2 separate regions of the Homo sapiens genome follow, and region 2 is linked to region 1. The links are chromatin loops, found by intact Hi-C in ENCODE. Cell type or tissue: Calu3. All regions are shown on one strand. Links, peaks and the distances in the headings refer to the core of each region. The heading gives the core; the rest is flanking DNA.

Region 1 (2,923 bases), core at 127-2,626:
AAAAGTACTTAATTTTCCATGAGAACTCACTGTCTTGACCTGGCTCCTGGAATTCAAGGGAAGGGTGGAAAGTCAAGTCCAATAAATGAATAACTTTCAGGAACTTCAAACTTCATTATTTCTGATGGCAACCCAAAGCTTTTTCCATTATAAAAAAAAGGGCAAGGTATTTTGCACTCAAGTAGCTCTTTCAAAGAGGAGAATGAGAGCATGCAGCCCTCTTTACTCTGGTGAGAGGCTCACATTCTATATCTTGTTGGCTCAGAGTGCCTTTGTTTGGAGTCCAGCCCCTGGTTGAGGGTCAGCTAATGAAAGAGGAAATGAGGTTCAAATTCTTTAATTAGTTTTGTCAGTGATTCTCTATGGTTGGCAATAAAAGCAATACTTTCTGGGAGATCAGGTTCTCTTGCTGAAACTTTGGATAGGATAAAGCGCTTGAAAGGCCAAGATCATTTTCAGCCCATTGTTACAGCCTGTCTCTGAACTGGGCTTTTTACTGAAAAGCTTTGGAGCCAAAATTTTTATGTCATCTCCACAGTCATGTCTCACAGACATCAATAAGCATGTCTCTTTCAGATATTTATCAATACATCTTAGGAGGGCTTCACAAAACAGTATATTCTGCAAGCCAACTGGGAGAAAAACAAGTTTTGTTTGGGAATGTTGTGAATGAACGTTGCAGTCTGGGATACACATTTCCTGGAATGCTCGGAGGTCAAGTTCCCCAAAATGGGAGTACTTACACAAGGTTGAGGGCTAGTCACCAAGGATGGGGAAACTGGCTTAGAAGTCAGTATTGGGGGTGAGGGAAATCAGCATAGAAGCATCTTTGGAATGACCATGCCCTTTCCTAACAGCAAGTTCTATGCCCTGATCTTCACATAGGTCCTTATAAGGCTGACCACATAGCCTGATATAAAGGCAACAAACCTAAACATAGGTAACCTCATTGATAACAGTCATGTACCCACATGGAAATTCTTCCCACAGCACAGAGTAAAAAGAGGATTCCAGTGCTACCTCAAAATGGGACATTGCAAACTTGAACAAAACCCACAAAGGAGAAGTTGCCATGTCTTTCCAGCTTTTGGAACAGCTGGAGCTTGTCTGAAAGAAACCACACCCTGGACCTCCTCAGTGAGTCATGGCCCTTCTCCTTCCTTGGGGAATACCCGCATTTCTTCCTGATGGAGAAGACTTTATATGGAGACACCTCTTTTATCCCTCATGGGTGGGGGGATGGGGCAGGAAGAAAGTTTCCAATCTAATATTAACATTCAATTTCAGAAAAGTGTTTCTTGGGCAGCCTGACTTGCTTCGATAGGTCTGTATCAAACACAGAGCATACCTTCAGCTGAGGGGGAAACACTGGCTTTCTAAAGGGTACTAAATCTCCTCACTCAAACTTTACTGTCCGGGAAAATTAAAAAAATAATTCCTTATGAAAATCATCTCTCTGATTCTAGGCACCAGATGACTCTGAAAGTCATGTTAGGCGCACATCACATGCACCCAGGAGAGAAACTCAAGCAAAGACAGCAAACAATGGCAAAGAGACAGCATAGGAAGTACGCAGTTGCTTGCCATTTTTTGGGCAAATGCTCATCAATGTTTACTTTTTCCATTGCAGATATGTATTTTGTGTGATTCTTCAGGGCCAAGTCCACCGATGTCACAATAAACATATTGTCTCTAAGTTCCATTAACTTCCTGCCATATCTTGGGAGCTTTCTTCCCAGGGGAAGGGATCAGTTACTTGTTTCAATGAGAAGAATATTGAGATGCCAGTTATTTTTTTTTTTCCACAAGGGTAATGTATTATACCCATAATTTGTAGAATATTTTACTGTACAGTAACTTTTCTATGTGATTATTTGGTTCTTAATTCAAAACACTGGGTACATGTTTTCAAACAGCAGGGAGGACAGGAGTTGCAACTTACTGATGTCCCTGATAGCTCTTGTCTTCCATAGCCTGCCCAGTGGGCATCTTGTTAGAGCCATAGCAGTTCCTCTCTGAACCTGGTGGTATTTGTGATTGTGCCCATGATGTCCCATTGCAGATGTCTGCATATGATGCTGGCCTCTTGGCTGCAACAATGTGTCTCCCAGTGCTCCAGTTCTGCAGCAGTGTTTGAAATTTTCGTGCTGGGTCTTTTAAATTATTTCTTCTGCCCACCCTGCTTAGGATTGCTCAAAAAATAGCAAATAACAACAATACGCCTGCCTTCACTTTGCCAAAAGAAATGCCTGGGACTTTTCAGAAGCCACATTCAATTTATGAATAAATGAAATGGATCTTCTCGACCAACCATGACAATAAGCACTGGCCTACATATTCAGGGCCTGAAAGAAGTTGAGGCAATGGGCCTAATGAGAAGCAGTCAGCGAATCTAATGAGAATCAGACAGAAGGCCTAATGAGACATTTAACATGCTCTGCCTCTCCCTCCTCTTTTGTTCAGTTTTCATGGGAATCTGTGTTTGGGGAGCTCAGTTGCACTGGCTACAAGCAGATACATATGTCCTTAGTGGGGCGATCCAGGAAGCAATAGAAAGATGCCTAGGGATGGGGAGGGTGGATCTTGGAAAATGTACCCCAAGGCCATGATAATGTGGTGGGATGGATTTTTATTTTAACTGTATCTATACCTTTTCCAGAATATCGTAGAGCCATACAGCTATGGATGATGATACAATAAACAGGCAAGAGATTTCAATCGCATTATATCACTGCTCCTAGGAAAAGAGAGATAAGAAAAGCATGCTTTTCTGTTTCTGACCTTTGTCATTCAGAGAGAACCTCCTGGAATGTAAGTGTTGCACAAAGAAGGATACCTGGGATTGTCTCCGGATGAGGCAGCATTGCTTGGAACACTAGGTGTTTTCATTTGTTGATCTTGGATGGGGTTGGCAGCTAGAGAG
Region 2 (2,923 bases), core at 216-2,715, 160 kb after region 1:
GAATGGTGAGATAAGGCCATAGAGAAAAAATGTGGCTTTGGATATTTTTAACAGAAGAACTCAATCCATGGCACTGCTTACGGGACCAGGCGTCCCAGAAACTCAAGGCATCCTGTGGTATGTACCACCAACATAGATATGTCTCCAGTCTCACTCAGAGTTCAGAAACGCCATATATCACTACTGCTTGAATCAATTTTGGCTCATTGTTTTTTAACTTAATAAGGAGGGCCTCAAGTGCCAGTATCTATAGGTTGTCTATTTTTAACCACATCAATGACCCTTTGATAGTCATCAGTGTTATCCACCAAATTTCCAGTTTCTGCAGATAACGGAAATGAGGCACTGAGGAAAAAGTCTCAATCATGGAGGTTTATTAAGCCAGCTTTAGGGTACATCCAGGAAAAACACGAGCCATAGACACAGCTGTGGCTATTTTTCCCAAGAGTTTTCAGGCTGTCCAGTATATATACATTTCCTTAAGGGGGAGAGAAAGCATGTAGGAAGAGGGCCAGGTACAAGGTAGAGTGGATGGTTACATTCCTGTGAGACTTTAGTTAGTGCCAGGTAAATCTACATTTTACATGTAATAAGGTGAATGTTTGAAGAGAAAAAGAAGTAAAGGAAGTGTAAATTATGCAAGTTTCTCTGGGTAGGTGGAAATAATTGGTCTCCTCTTATCTTTGTTCTGCACCTGGAAAGATAAGCTTGTAATCTACACCATCGGTGTGGAATCCAACAGACTTTAGATTTAGGAGCTAGACTTACATTGCAGGCCTAAAGTTATAATTGGCACGCCCTTGTTTCTGGGAGGCCAGCAAAAGATTTGCCCATGATTGATCTGTGGGAGCAGTCTTTCATAGATGCCCAAGGCCTTTTACCTTGTGGGGATCTGGCTAATGTATAATGCCAGTAACAGCTTCATTTGGAAAAGGGCATTGCACGACTCAGCCTCCAGGCTTAACTTTCCCTTTTGCAAAGGAGTTTGGGGGTCCTGAGATTTTTTTTTACTTTCCTTTATACTAGTTTCCAGGAATATGACAGTATTACACACCCTTGTCCCTTCGGGGTTGGGTAAAACTGTGTGAGCCCAATGAATTGTGAATGAAAGAAATGTGGGCCGGATGTGGTGGCTCATGCCTGTAATCCCAGCACTTTGGGAGGCTGAGGTGGGCAGATCATGAGGTCAGGAGTTTGAAACCAGCCTGGCCAACATGGTGAAACACTGTCTCTACTAAAAATACAAAAATTAGCCAGGCGTGGTGATGCACGCCTATAATGCCAGCTACTCAGGAGGCTAAAGCAGGAGAATCGCTTGAACCCGGAAGGTGGAGGTTGCAGTGAGCTGAGATCGCACCACTGCACTCCAGCATGGGTGATAAAGTGAGACTCCATCTCAAAAAAAAAAAAAAAAAAAAAAAGAAAGAAAGAAAAGAAATGTATATGTCATCTCCAGGACAGAACCCTCAATTGTTGATTTAAGACCCTGTCGGTCTCCCTGTCTCTTTGGCAGTGTGTGAGAATGGTGACTGTTCCACCAGCCTGGGTACCTGTCAACCCATGATGGACAGGTAGTGTAAGAAATACATTTGTGTTGTTTTAAGACACTGTTATTTGGGAATTGTTTGTTATCCCACCACAAACTAGCCTATTAAGATTGACACATGCCTCAGTTTCAGTGTAGAGACCCACTTGCCTGGACTAGAGGAGAAACTCATTAATCTAGTTCCTCAGTACTCCTTTAAAAAGCATTCACTCCAGACATTCCAAATACTTTGAAATGGCTCATTTTGTGTGTAGCCAATTTTGGCCAGTGGAATGATGATACTAGCTATTATTTATTGAGTACTTACACGTGTTAAGCACTTGGCATAATGCTTTCTATATATTACCTTCTTTGATGCACTAAATGAATTTAAAAGGTAGGATCATTATGACACCATTTTCTCAATGAAGAAAGTGGGGTTAAGTAACTGTATCAAAATTACACAGCTTGTCAACTGAAGAATTTCATTAGAACTTAGGCTGGTTAAATACAAAGTGCGTGCTCGTTAACACTGGGATGTACTTCCTCCCTGCATAATGTGGAAGAAAATCTGCTCTCATATCAGTGGCTGGATAAATACCATTCTTTAGCAGATGGTGTTATAAAGCAGTACTGTATTATAAATACTTATATATTTCATGATTGCTAATCCATTAAGGCATTTATCTTTCATTTGAAAAAGAAACAGGGCAACTTGTATTTGATTTATCTATCTTGTTCCAACCCACTGAAATGTCATAGTAGATTATCCATTTCCTACTGGAAAAATATATGGCCCATAAGGAAATACTATTCATATTCATTAGTAAACATGCTGTCTCCCCTCAAAGTGTGCTACCCAAACCTTCCGCTGAGGTCTCTGAAAAATGTGGGACTGGAAGAAGCTCTCTCCTGACTGTTTTTTTTTTTTTTCCAACACTAGTGTTTGCGTGTCATTATTTTAGACACTCACGAATACTCAAAAGGGTGAAGAAACACCTTGCTGACAACGTGCTCTTTGCCAAAATAATCAATTCTTCCTCTTCTTTGCCTTCTAGAATTCAAATATTCAATACAAGCTCTTTGGGCGCATTCCCAAGACTTTGTTTGGTTAGATTTCACCATGGAAAACAAAATTGGTTCAGCTGAAGTCTATAGCCAGAATATTTTAAGCTCCATAGTCCTTCAAAGTAGTGACCTTCTCCTCACCTCCTCTGCCTCTGTGCTCCATTAAGGAAAAAACCGGAAATTTCCAGTCAGAGAAGCCAGATCACGTTTCGATTCAATTTTAAAAGGAGCAACTAAACAGAGCTATAGTAGGTGCTTATCTGTGGCTCTTACCTCAAATGAGCTTTGAAAAGTTTTTCTGTAAACTTGATGATACTAGTCTTTCAGAAT

Evidence for each region. A loop is a pair of places that touch in the nucleus more often than their neighbours do. Peaks named below come from ENCODE experiments on the same cell type or tissue, not always from the same donor. Only the 100,000 strongest peaks of a DNase experiment are listed, where the experiment ranks them.
Region 2: a loop joins it to region 1, with 2.2 times the contacts of the local background. A loop is called at or near these places in 3 of 110 quality-filtered maps.

What each region holds. Positions count from the first base shown.
Region 1 is chr7:41,003,684-41,006,606 of GRCh38, reverse strand. It overlaps a transcript of SUGCT not described here. Among named protein-coding and RNA genes, the nearest start is that of LINC01450, 25 kb to the right of the region's middle. RefSeq lists an enhancer at 1-395. In Calu3, for the core only: no CTCF peak of the experiment used is centred there; DNase peaks (open chromatin) are centred at 256 and 1,176.
Region 2 is chr7:40,845,910-40,848,832 of GRCh38, reverse strand. All of the region lies in intron 13 of SUGCT (succinyl-CoA:glutarate-CoA transferase), which reads right to left. Among named protein-coding and RNA genes, the nearest start is that of LINC01450, 130 kb to the left of the region's middle. In Calu3, for the core only: no CTCF peak of the experiment used is centred there; no DNase peak of the experiment used is centred there.